Linked DNA regions of Homo sapiens: region 2 is linked to region 1. Evidence: chromatin contacts called from ENCODE Hi-C or POLR2A ChIA-PET data. All regions are on one chromosome and are shown on one strand. Each heading gives the region's core, a stretch centred on a gene start or an enhancer-like site at or near the end of the contact. The rest is flanking DNA. Distances are from core to core; before and after follow the strand shown.

Region 1 (6,709 bases), core at 2,643-5,142:
GGGTTAGGTGTATTAAATGCATTTTTGACTTATGATAGGTTTAACTTATGATGGGTTTATTGGGATGTAATCCCACCATAAGTCGAGGAGCAGCTGTACTCAGTTCTCTAGTATGATAGAACATGGGATCCTTGAGGATGGAATTTTATGTGATTTACTATTATGTTCTTTGTGCCCAGCACAATTACCAACACAGGGTAAATACTTAATTAGTATTTTTCAAATGATGGCATGAATGAACAAACAATAAATATAGAGTAAAATGCTTGAGAGGAACTCCTTTATTTAAGGTGGTGTTTTTATTTCAGAGGGATGATTTTATTCACAAATATTGTGGGGACAAACTCTTTGGGGTTGATTTTGTCCGAAACAATCTATAGGGCTTTTTACATAAAGAATTTCCCCATGATTTTCAGTTACATGGATCCAGACTGGGGACACATGTTTGGTATTTTATAAATGGGAGGAAAAAAAAAAGAAAAATTCCAGAGAAGCATCAAGCTGAGCCCAAGTGATAAGAGAAATACCTAAAGAAGGAACAACATTGAAAGAAATTTTTTGAAAATATTCAAAGTATATAAATCATTCTGAAACCATGGTGTCCTGGTAAGAAACACAGAATAGAAAAAAAAATTATTTTCTTCTGTGCTAATATTTCATCATAACTGGCAGCTCAAAACCCTTGAGAGCCTGGAGTTTGAAGATCTTTGAGATGGGAGCTGGAAGGACTGATCTCAGAGCACTACCTTGGAGCCAGTTCTCGGGAAAACCACAGCACACTGTGTGGCTTTCTGGAACCCTTGTGGAGACCTCTCATTATAGTACAGTTTCAAGGAGGAGACAGGGCTCCCTCAGGGGGCTGACTGACAAGAGAAACAGTTAAAGGATAAAGTCATACTAGGCATGGCGCCAAAACCCAAGTAGTCCTTGGGGTCTATCAACCAGGCTGTCAGGAGCCTGCCACTCAGTCATTCCTGCAGCACCCTTCATGCCTATGACTTTACTTAGGCAACTGAGACCCCAGTCTCTGCCTAACACTATGTGACATGATGGGTAGCAAGAGATGTAAATCTGAATGCTGGTTCCGTCACTATGCGTGGCTTACCTTAGCTGAACTTCAAAATTCTTGTCTGGGAATTTAAAAAGAAAGAAGGGAAAAAAAGGAGAAAGGAAGGAAAGAAAGGAGAAAAGAAAAAAGAGGAGAGAGGGAGGGAGAAACAAAGAAAAAGAAAGAAAAGAAATAAGGGTAAGTGAAGGGAAAGGGGGAAGGGGGTAGAGGAAAGGGAAGGGAAGAGAAGGGGAGGGAAGGGGAGGAAAAGGAGAAGGGGAGGGGAGGGGAGAAGGGAGGGGAAAAGGGAAGGGAAAGGAGAAGGGGAGGGGAGTGGAGGGGAGAAGGGAAGGGAAGGGGAGAAGGGAAGGGGAGGGGAGGAGAGGAGAGGAGAGAGGAGAAGGTGGAAGGGAAGGGAAGGGAAGGGGGAAGGGAGAGGAAGGGAAGGGAAGGGAAGAGAAGAGAGGGGAAGGGTAGAAAAGGGAAGGGGAGGGGAGGGGAGGGAAGGGAAAGGGAGGGAAAGGGAGGGAAGGAGAGGGAAAGGGAGGGGAGGGGAGGGGAGGGTGAGAAGGAGAAAGAGGGAAGAGAAGAGAAGAGAAGGGGGACAGGAAGGGAAGAGAAGGGAAGGGGGAAGGGAAGGACAAAGGGAATGAAAGGGGAGGGAAAGAGGAAGGGAAGGGGAGAGAAGGGGGAAGGGAAGGGAAGGGCAAGACAATAAAAGAGGAAAGAAAGGAAATTATTATAATGATTAAGTGGAATCATAAATTTAAAGCATGGTTCCTAGCACACAGCATAACTTTGTTAAATATTAGTGCCCTTGCCTACATTCACTCATTGTCCGCATAAGGGTCTTTCAGAATCCCCTTGTTACTTAGCTCAAAATCGGTGCTACATGCATATAAATTCACCCTACTGCTTGTCCCCAGATGAATAAGATTTAATTAACACTTAACATTTTGGTACTTGCTCACTTTGGTGGGAGTATGGAGGAGTTTCTCTTCCTGTTGAACACACCATGCTCACCTGGAAATGTCCTTGATGACAACTTCCCTCATTGATTGCAAAATATTTTAATACTTTTGAGCTTAAGCTTAGATAAACTGGAATCCCAGTGTTCTAAAAGATAGGTTTGGGATCAGTCAGGTCTAAATGAAATCTCAGTTTTACCAATTACCAGTTGTGTGGTTCTGGAAGCATTACTTAATCTCTGAGACCCAATTTCGTTAGCTATAAATAAAGATAATATATATACCCCACAGAGTTAAAATATTAAATATCATCATGTACATTAAATTGTCCAACACAGGTGCTCATGAAATTCATTCATCCATTCAATAAATAGGTATCAAGCACCTCCAATGTATAAGGAGGTATTCTAGGAACTGATGATGCAGTTTTAAACTAAACAATATTTCTGCCTTCGTGGAGCCATTTCTTTCAGTTAAAAAAATGCTATGAAGCAAAAGAATGCAGAATAATAGGATGGACAGCAATAGTAATGGTGTTGCTAGAAATAAACACTAGATCCTTTTTCCCTGTGTTCACACAGTTCTCCTCTTTTTGAATCCCAAACTCTCCTGCCCACTGACCACAGGTCTCCAGGGAGGATGAATAAAGGGTTAGATTCTGTTGAATTGAGTCATCTGACATCATTTAAATAAAGTTGTGGACACCAATAGAAGAGTACATGGTCATCAACAGGACGGATAGAGTTGGGTGTCGCTTTGGAGACCCTTGGAGATGCACAGCTATGCTCGGTCTCCAGGCTTGTCATAGTTGAAACTACAGAGGCGATTCTTGGAGAAGGACATTTCCCCCCAAAGAGGCAGTCCTCAATAATGCCATCTTTGTTGCAGCAGAACATCGGCAACCTTGTTCTGAGCTGAGTCCAAGTTGAGGGGAAAGAGGGGAACAGCCAGCTGTGAAAAGATCAATTTGTTTCCAATCCATTCTTTCTTATGGTTAGAGAGGCTGGCTCCCCACACTGGCTGGGTCTGTCAGGGACAGATGCCAAGTAGGGCACAGACTGAAGAAACACCCCCTGTTCCCACTGAAGCAGGAGCATTCAGCCTCTGCTCTGAGTAAGCCTCAGAGTCTATGGCATTAGCCATCCCCTAGTTAGGTTGCTTTGGGGAGACACAAGTTGGGGCAGATGAGAGGGACGCCCCAAGTCTAATTCAAAACTACAATTATTCAAACCCTCCATTTATTTATGTTTGTAAATACCCAGTGTTGGCAGGTTGTGGGAAAGCAGGGGTTACCATATACCATAGCTGAGAGTGTAAATTGGTATAACCTCTTAAGAAAACCATTTGGCAGAATCTATGGAAATTGAAAGTGCATAGACCCTATGTTACAGACAGTCTACTTCTAGGAATTTATCCTTCAGATAAATTCTCAGAAGTGCACCCAGATGAATGCACAAGGAGGATGTTTATTACAGCATTGTTTGTCACAGAAAAAGTCCAGAATCAACTGAACATTATGTTGTAGAGTAAAAGAATGAGCCACACATAGAAAGAGGTCTGAGAGAAAAAGGAGGAAGGAATATTCAGTTTGGTATGCATGGTAAAAATCTATTTATTATACATAAAGTTAACCCCTGCATCAACATGTATGTTTTACATCCTGTTGGATCTCTGCTAATACCTCTGTCTGTTCCTACCCCTATCCCAAGATTCAATAATACAAGGCAAGAAGACTCCTGTACGGCCCTGTGGATGTGCAAGATGCTAAGAATGAGTGGATATTACAGATAGATGTAAAAGTAGGAACCTTGCCAGCCTCTATTACCTTTCCTCAGTAGATCTGTCTTCCTGGGCCAGGGTGAGGTAGAAACAATAGCTAGATGAGTAATCAGTGGCTTGTATGGCTTGGCATTTTTCCTGAGCTCCCTTTGGAGAGGGAACTAAGACCATACTCAGTATTTTCAGGTTTTCAGTCTCTTCATAATTGACGGCCCATTCCCTCCTCTTATCAAATTGCACAGAGATCAAATGTGAAGGAGCCTGAAAGAAAGGACAGCGTGTATTGCTCAATTAAGAATTTGCTCCCTTCCAGCTCTAAAACATCCCCAAATTTTCCAGTTGCAAATGTTACCAAATTTACAATGACCACCAAATGTTGAATAAAACATATGTAATTCTACCCATCCTGGCAATAATTCACTGTGGAGTTTTGGTCAAGCTTCCTGCTCTCAGTCAGCCTCAGTTTTCCCTGTGGTTCATGTGATAAGGACTATGTACCTAGGGGGGCAAGAGCAGATCACCTGTGCCCCTCTCTCCCTGCTTCCTCTGACAGGCATAGCTAATCAATCACAACATGCTTTCCTACAGATCTCAGATGATTCCTCTGACTACTTCTTGACACAGAATTGTAAGCAATCACAAATATTTAATCCAAATTGATGTAAAAGTCAACATTTAATTGTCCTCTCCATACTAGATGATATCTGAAGTTCATTCCAGATTTAACATTCTGTTTCCACAATTCAAGGATTCATTTGAACGCCAGCTCGTTCATGAAGTCAACCTAGATTGCTGAAGAACAAGTTAATTTTTCCTGTTTCTGACTTATGGAGACAGAGCTATATAAGTCGATATGAACTTGACTTCTGGTTTCTTTGCATTGTTATCTCATTGTCACCTGTATAACAATGCTGCCTCCATGGGGAAATTTAATTTAAGTATAGAAAGTACATCCCATATAATAATTTTCAGACTGTGATGCATAGTACCCCCAGAGTTACTCAAAGATTTTCCATGGGCTCTAGTTGGCAGAGATAAGGAAATTTTCAGATTCTCAGCTTTCATTTGCACTCTTTCTCAGGAATCTGAAGAGAGTCCCTTTTTCGTAAATGCTTTTCTCTCACTTTACAAATGGAATTCATACCTCTCACTCATCTCGAGTTGCTTTGGGGTATAAAAATTTCTGGGGGACCAAACAAAGGTACAACTCAAAATTCTTTCGAGAAAAAGTGTTGAGAAAGTGAATGACTAATGACCTTGCAGCAAATCATTCTGCAAGTCAGATGACTTTCAATGCTTTAGTTACAACAAAACTGAAGGGGAACCTAATTAAAATGTCACCTGAGAAAGTATTAAAAATCCTATTTGATGATTGATCTTTATGTGATTTTTGGCATACAACCTGGTAAGAAGTTATAACACTGCTATAAGAAAAGTTTTTCTTTTCCCATCTACTTATTTTTGTGAATAGGTTTCTCAGTGCTTACAACCAAAAAATGAAAAGTAAATAAAATTTATGAAATACCATCTCACGTTAGCAATAATGAATATTCCTCAGCAGACATATGGCCTAATTTTTTAAAAAGTTCACCTCATTCAGAGAAGCATTTCTAATAAAACCTTATGTTTCACATCACATTTAGCAAAATTTTAATAAGTGTATGGTAGATTGATCAGTTGTATACATCTAATAATTGTTATGATAATTTAATCCAGAAGAAATTGGGTTTTGTTAGCATCTTATATTTACAGAACATTAAAGAAATTTTAATATGAATTTATATACATGTTTTGTTTCAGAATAATATAACAACATGATCAGTGAAAGAATTTCCAGTATAAAAAAATATACTACATTAGGAAACATTTCTATAGAGCAAATGAAATGGAAATAAACATTTAAGGAAAACAAAAGAACTATGTAAGTTTTCAACTGTTAGGGAAGATTCTACTTGTATATTTTTAAATGGATGAATGGTGGTATCAAATTAAAGTGGAATTTCAATCCATTAAATCTATTTATAATAGTTAGTTTTATTTTAAATGACTATATATTCAATATACTTTACATTATATCCCTCACAACTATTTAAACTTTTATAATAAAAGCACTTGTCAACTTAAAAACGTTCATATTTTTCCAAGAATATTTTAGAGAGCATTAAAGCGAACTACTAAGGACTGTATTTTATCAGAGTGAATTCACTTCAATAATTATAATAGGGGAATCAAATGGTAGTTGTTTAAGAAAATCCAATGTACTGATGGACAAATCTGTATAAAGGACGTGAGAATGACACATTTTCTAAGTATAAATGTTACACGTCAAGTTTGGGCTGCAATTGGACTAAGTCTACACTTCCTTATTTATCCTCAGCCAGCCAATCCAGGTCTTATAGCCCTACCCTTTGACCTATGCTACCCTGTGTAACTGGTTCCCTAATTTGGATTAGAAAACTGAAAGATTTTCAAACTCTAGGTCTTTGTTGATAGATTTAAAAAAAAATCTCTTTAATTATAGTATATAATTCTAGTGCCTAGGAATCAATGCCTTATCTAGGAAACACAAGCCAAGCAATATGTAGCTGCATCATTTCTTAGGATATTCCTTCCTTTTTTGGTCAGTTCTGATGCTCTCTTTTCTGAGCAGATTGCTGAGCTGGGGTGAAGGCAAGGCAAAGCAAGAAGGTGGTGGGAGGAAAAAAGGTATGTCATCTACCTACTGTTGTTTCAGTTTTAACTTGAATCTGCTTATCCACTGATTCATTCAGTAAAGTTTTCCTAAACACTTACTCTGCGCCACGTTCTGGGTTAGGATTGGGGGCTACCAAGGCCAAGAAGGTACAGGTTTTTCCCTTGAAGAGTCACAGTTTACTAAGGGAAAGATGAACTCAACAAATAATTGAGATGCTCT
Region 2 (6,709 bases), core at 3,113-5,612, 190 kb before region 1:
GCTTTTATAGCCCTATAGCCCATTCTCCACTTGGCAGCTAGAGAAACTCTTTAAAAATAAAATTATGGAGCTAGAGGTCATTATCCTAAGTGAAATGACTCAGAAACAAAAAGTCAGGTACTATATGTTCTCACTTATACGTGGGAGCTAAACAATGGGTACCCATGGACATACAGTGTGGAAGACAAGACATTGGAGACTCCAGAAGGTGGGAGGGCAAGAGGGGGATGAAGGTTGAAAAACTACCTATATGGTACAGTGTTCATTAATTGGGCGATGAGTATGTGGGAGCTAAACAATGGGTACACATGGACATACAGTGTGGAAGACTAGACACTGGAGACTCCGGAAGGTGGGAGGGCAAGAAGGGGATAAGGGTTGAAAAATTACCTATATGGTACAGTGTTCACTAATTGGGTGATGAGTACATGGGAGCTAAACAATGGGTAAATATGGACGTACAGTGTGGAAGACTAGACATTGGAGACTCCAGAATGTGGGAGGGCAAGAGGAGGATGAGGGTTGAAAAATTACCTATATGGTACAGTGTTCACAATTTGGGTGATGAGTACACGAAAAGCCCAGACTTCACCACAATGCAGTACATCCATGTAGCAAATTTGCACTTGCACCCCCTAAATCTATAAAAATAATAAATTATCAATCAATCAATCACATCTCATTTTTTCCTCTCTGTCCCCAGTCAAAACCCATTTAGTATAAAACTCAAACTCTTTACTCCTACTTCCAAAGCTCAATGGTCTTATTTCTGTCTACCCATCCCAACTCAACCTGTACCACTCTGTCTTACTCACTCTACTTCAGCCATAACAGGACTCTCAGTGCTCAAACTGCACCTGGTCCCATCCTCAGAGTCCTTGAAGCAGAAGATTCCCTTTGCATAGGTTCTTCTCTTTTCTGAACTTTTATATGCCAAGTTCCCGTTGTTCGATCTCAGATCTTCAGAGGCCTTTCTTGTCCACCTAATTTAAACTACCTGGCATATTATATTGGATTGAGCCAAATGACATTCCTGTTTTGTAGGTTAAATACATATTAGAAGTTTCATAAGGTTTAACCCGATAGGGTCTCTATACATATGTTTCACGACGTGAGAGTTTTTACATATAGATGTGTTGCTTATACTGTTTTTATATAATGAGAAGCACTATGTCTGACACATAGTAAGGTAAATTAAAGGTAGTTGCTGATTTTATCATTATCATCATCATCATCATCATCATCATTCTAAACCACGTAAGAAGATGTAGAAATAAATATGTAGGAACAGAGGAAACCTCATTGTTGCACTGGTTTGGGATACAGGAGAGAAGAGGTCTGAGATTAGATCTTTCATTGCTGCCCAACTTTGTGATCTTGGATCAGGCAGTATCTGTTGGAGATAACACAAGGGCTAGATTTTCAAATTAGACCCACAAGAATAAAATATTTTACCAAGTATCAAACTTTACTAATAATGTCAAAGCTATAAGTAATCACAAGGTACAGGGAACATAGGGAAAAGCCCAGGACTGCCAATACTACTCCACAGCCCTTTTCTTACCACATTAGGACTTGGTCTGATTCGGATTTAACATATGGTTCTCCAAAAGATGTACACAAGTACATTACTTGCACGAAATGAAAGCCAGCTTTTTTAACCCTGAAGTAGTTCCATCTCCTGCCATAGTTACATAGCTTACTTGACACTTTTCAAGAAGCCATTACCCATGAATCCTTAGATTCCAGGTTTGTTTACCATATACAATTCTACTACGGGGGTAAGGTTCATGCTGCTAAAAGTCTCTCAAAGATAAAGACTGCCACTAACAAATATCATTAGTGGTTTTCCCCAGAGTCTTCACAGCATGTTTACAAGGAGATTTGATCAGCCAGATTTCTTCTCCAAGGGAATTCCCAGAGAAAGGAAGGAATGCACAGCAAGCCTGGATAAACCTTTTCTTCCCAATTCTTTAGGCTGCAGTTCCTTCATCTATGAAGTGAAAATCTTGCTCACTATATCTGAGGACCCAAAGTGTTCTAAATCTCATTAGACCTACAACAAGGGAAACCATTTTCTGCTGCTGCATATACTAGGCAGAAGCTAAGTAAACAGCATATAGCAGAAGAGACTCTCTACCATGGAAATTGTTAAACTCAACCCAAAAGGCACTTTCTTACTTAAAGGTTACTCAAACCGGGCACGGTGGTTCACACCTGTAATCCCAGCACTTTGGGAGGCCGAGGCGGGCAGATCACCTGAGGTCAGGAATTCGAGACAAGCCTGGCCGACATAGTGAAACCCTATTTGTACTAATGAAACAAAAATTAGCTGGGCATCATGGCGGGCACCTATAAGCCCACCTACTCAGGAGGCTGAGGCAGGAGAATCACTTGAACCCTGGAAGCAGAGGTTGCAGTGAGCCAAGATCATGCCATTGTACTCCATCCTGGGCGACAAGAGTGAAACTCCATCTGAAAACAAACAAACAAACAAACAAAAAAGTTACTCAGCAAGCAGGTTAATGAAAAGAGTATAAACTCTGGAATCAGAAGCCTGAGTACAAGCCTCAGCTCAAGAATTTAAAGACTGCAGGTCTTTGAGGAAGTTGCCCAAACTGACCAAGCTTCTGTTTCCTCACCTGTTAGAGGAGAATCATGATATTTATCTCCTGAGTTCTGGCAAGTTTTAAAGGAGATGATGCACGTCAATGCCAAGCTCCATGACTGGCATAAAATCATTGGTAGTGATGAAGTCATTTATCCATTTATGCCACTGTATGCAATGTCCACAGTGTACAAAAATTGAATAAAATGATGGAGTTAGGCATACCCTTGAGAGCAGCGCAGATGGAGTAGGAGTTAGGCATACCCTTGAGAGCAGCGCAGATAGACCATTAGCCACTCATGTCTCCCATTCCCACCATCTAGCGCCAACCCATTCAGACAACACAGCATTCAGAACAAACATCCTGAGCCACAGATCTGAACCACTCTGTTGCTTAAAACTGTGCAATAGCTCTCAATCTCCTTAAAGATAAATCCTAACCTCTTCATTCCATGTATAAGGCTCTGAGTGATCATTTTCCTTTCCCAACCACCATGATTAGTAAAGGTAGACTAAGCACTAGAATGAATAATCCCCAAATTTTATCAGCATAACACAATAAAAGTGTGTCCACTGAGAGAGGGGTGATTGCCTGGGGCAATAATTCAGAGACCTTGTTTTCTTTGGTCTTCTGGGTCCTTTGGGTTCTGAGTTCTCTTTGTCTGCCAGAATATGGGGAGAAAGGAAAAGGATCAGTTATTGAAGGGTTGATGAGCCAGACTTGGTAGATGGGCATATAATTTCCTGTCCTATTCTATCATCCAGAAATGAAATCAGAATACTGCTTCACCTAATTACAAAGGAGGCAAAAAAAATAGATACTGATTAGCATTCTATTACCTTTCAGTTGACACTAGAGCAATTCTAGGCTCCTTCTATTTATCTGCCACACCATTCTCGTCCACCTCTCTCTGTGTTTTTGCCCCTGCTGGTCTCGTTGTCAATCATGTTTTAGATAAACTTCTTCTATGCTGAAGTTCTTGTCCAAGGATGATCTTCTCTTCAAGTCTTCCTTTACAAAGCCCCTTCCTTACTCAGAGAAAGACCTAATTGCTCATTCCTCCTTAGTACATCTAGACTTTGTACTAAGCCCTCTTTAGTACTTCTAGACACTCTGTCACTCTGCTCTGATGATTTTGTTCATACACTTGTCTCCCCTCTAGAATTTAGGCTCCTTCTCTGCAATTAGCAGAGACCTGTGCTAATTGAATCACAGCTGTCCCTTCTCCTCCCCCTCTCCTCACCCCATACAGCACATACCCTGGTGCTGAGTGAGCTGCATGGTGGGGAACTGCAATAACATCCAATGTCCCCAGAGAAATAGAGCTGAGTATTAGGAGCTAAGTTTAAGACAAACCACCTGGTTTTGAAGCCCAATGCTGCTGCATAATCTTGATCAAGTTGTTTGTTCTGATTCTCAGAAAAAAGAATGTCTATAAAACCAGAAGATTATTAGCTTCCCATATCAGATGGTTGTGAAGAGTTTATTAATTAATGAATATAAAGCTCTCAACATGGTACTTGCTACACACAAGGAACGCTAAATAAAATTCTACCTATCGCTATTATCATATCCTTCTGACCTATTTTGTGGATGGAAACAGAAAGGCTCTCCCCTGACTTTGAGAAGCCTTAAATTAGGACAGAGAAACTTGCCCTGTGGATATGTGGTCCCCAGAGAGTGACTCAGGCAGACTGAGGCCTTTGTGAGCTCCCATGGCCCTGGAAGCATTCCTTGAGTGAGGTCTGGCAAGGACAGGGAGAAGCTGACAACTTAAATGATTTAGTCTGCTCAGCAAAGTAAACGTGGCTCCAGGAAGTTAGAAGTAACTCAGAATGGAAGCTCCAAATGCCACTGGGTGGAGGAAATTTTTTTTTTTTTTCCAAACTCAATTTGTTTTCACTTAAACTGCTCCATTTCATCAACATGGCTCTTTGGAACATTGGCTAAATTCCCTAAAAATGTCTCTCTTTTTAAACGTTTTCCTCCCTCCTTCCTAGTTCCTCAAATGCAATAAAATTAAATACTTGGAACCCAAGAGAAAGCCCCCCAAAACATCAGATCAGCATAGGTGTCCATCAGGTATGTGTTTGCAAATTGATGGCAAAGTTGGGGCTATAGGTGTGGATGTAAAGTTGCTGTGAACAGCACAGTGACCACAGTTAAATCATTCCCTGAAATGGCCCTGCAGTTGATAAATTGCCTTCTCTTCACAAAGACCCTTTTATCCAGGTCAGTCCTGTGTGAGGCTTTCCATGCCTCCCCATTTAAGCCTCAGGAGGAAGGAAATAGACCTTCATCTATAGAGGAACAGAAGGTTTCTCAATCAAGAATCCAGGTTGCAACCCATTCTGCACTTACACATCTGGGAGATAGACACCCACTCCATTGCCGCACCAACATGACCGAGACAGGGGCCCAAAGCCAGAACATGCTGAGGGAGTTTCTTTCTTTATTGCCTGGAATGTCTTTTAAAATATAACAATAAACAAGAGAATCCTGCTTGTACTAGCTCATGAAAAGTTTTGACATAACCTAACCCTTTCAGTCCATAACCAACTCATACCAGACCAGCTCTGATTCTTTTTGAGTATGAACCATCCCAGTTTTAAAGCCATAGTTTTCTCTTCTGCAGAGGAAATCTATGTCAACAGTAAAAGACTACAGAAAGGATATCTTCCATTTGTTTTTCTGCTTCTTCACCTTTTCTTTTGTTTTTGTAAGAACTTGGCAGAGCTGATAAATTAAGCAGATTTTTCCATACAAGGGACACAAGGATTCATTGTAAACTACACGCAGGAGTTAACAGGACTATAGTAGCCTAGTTTAGGAAGATAATTTCACTTAATTTCATCACTGAATTGTTGAGCATTTACTATCTATGGATATAAAAAAAAGTGCAAAAGAATAAGAAAATAGTAACACCACCATTTTGTAGGTATTTTCCAACAACTGGCACTCTGTTGTAACTGTTACACAATCCTTCAAGATCTCCTTGTTCAGAGAAAATATAAGCTCCTAGAAGTTAGATACTTTGCTCAAGGACCTACAGATAGGACCAGGCAAAGCTATCAATCAATCCAGTTTCGGCTTATCAGATCCTAAAGCCCGTTCACACCTATAACTATGAATCTCCTCACCTTACTGTTATTTTTTTTTTGAAAAGACAGTATGATCTGCCTCTTGGGGCTGTTAGAAAGATTAGATGAAATATATTTTATGTGCCTATTATGTGATTGTATATGAAATTCCACCAGTGTAAAGTCTAAAACCTCAGCCATTTGGAGAAGTTCAAAGCAAGAGGGTGAGTGGATGAATCAAGGAGAGGAGCAGACCCTTCTCTGACTTCTCCACCCATCAATATCATCCTACCCTAAACTAGGCACGTAACATGGTTACTCGCTAACATAACACAGAAGGGCTAGTGATAGGTCTTAATTCTCAGACCTCTGGGAAATGACTACTACACAGCTGCTTCTAGTAAATGTTGGTTTATATTTTATCTAGGGTCTCGCTGACCTTTGAGATCTCAGCAAAATTAGCTTCTTATCCTCCCCAACTGTGCAGCCTGTAGACATCTTCTCCAGTACTTTGGCAAATTTTCAGAAAACCCAGCACCTCTTGTCTCTCAATATTTGTTTCTAGATGGGTATCTCTGTTTTAGTCTAGAAGACTTAGCTGGAGAAAAAATTCAACTATTGCTTTGAATTTCTAAAAACTCCACTCACATTTGCAAGAAGAGTGAACTTCACACAATAATGGGGAGAGGAGCTTCAGGGGGAAAAAAAAATCTCTATAGCCACCAACAAAACAACTATCAAAGAGCAGAACAGAACCCGTTTAGAAATCTCCTCCAGACATCTCACTATCAAGATGCTTTACAAACCCTTTATATTGCCCGGTCTCAGTCTCTATTTTGCAGACTTCTTTTCCTCCCTTCTTTTTTCTCATTACTCATCTCTTACCTATTCAAATTCAGGATCAAAAATGATAAACCATGTTCTTATCCCATCAGATGCTGAGACTCGCATCCATGATAGTCTGGCATCTATCAGCATCCATGTCTTGAAGATCTCACTTCAAAAAGATTTATGAAGCTC

Evidence for each region. A loop is a pair of places that touch in the nucleus more often than their neighbours do. ChIA-PET counts read pairs that join two places held with the same protein, here RNA polymerase II (POLR2A).
Region 2: a loop to region 1 is called in a map of aorta, with 1.8 times the contacts of the local background. The contact joins the enhancer-like site here to the promoter of DELEC1 in region 1. A Hi-C loop is called at or near these places in 2 of 168 maps with a recorded cell type or tissue (aorta and posterior vena cava). POLR2A ChIA-PET finds 5 or more read pairs at or near these places in 2 of 52 experiments (OCI-LY7 and activated T-cell).

Annotation. Positions count from the first base shown.
Region 1 is chr9:115,139,001-115,145,709 of GRCh38, reverse strand. DELEC1 (deleted in esophageal cancer 1) reads right to left here and starts at 3,892. Exons shown (of 8, transcript NR_163556.2): 1 at 3,842-3,892.
Region 2 is chr9:115,326,069-115,332,777 of GRCh38, reverse strand. All of the region lies in intron 4 of DELEC1 (deleted in esophageal cancer 1), which reads right to left. Among named protein-coding and RNA genes, the nearest start is that of DELEC1, 190 kb to the right of the region's middle. Within about 2 kb of position 4,362, at least 4 of the 41 ENCODE cell types and tissues checked have a DNase peak (open chromatin) inside an H3K27ac peak, as active enhancers do.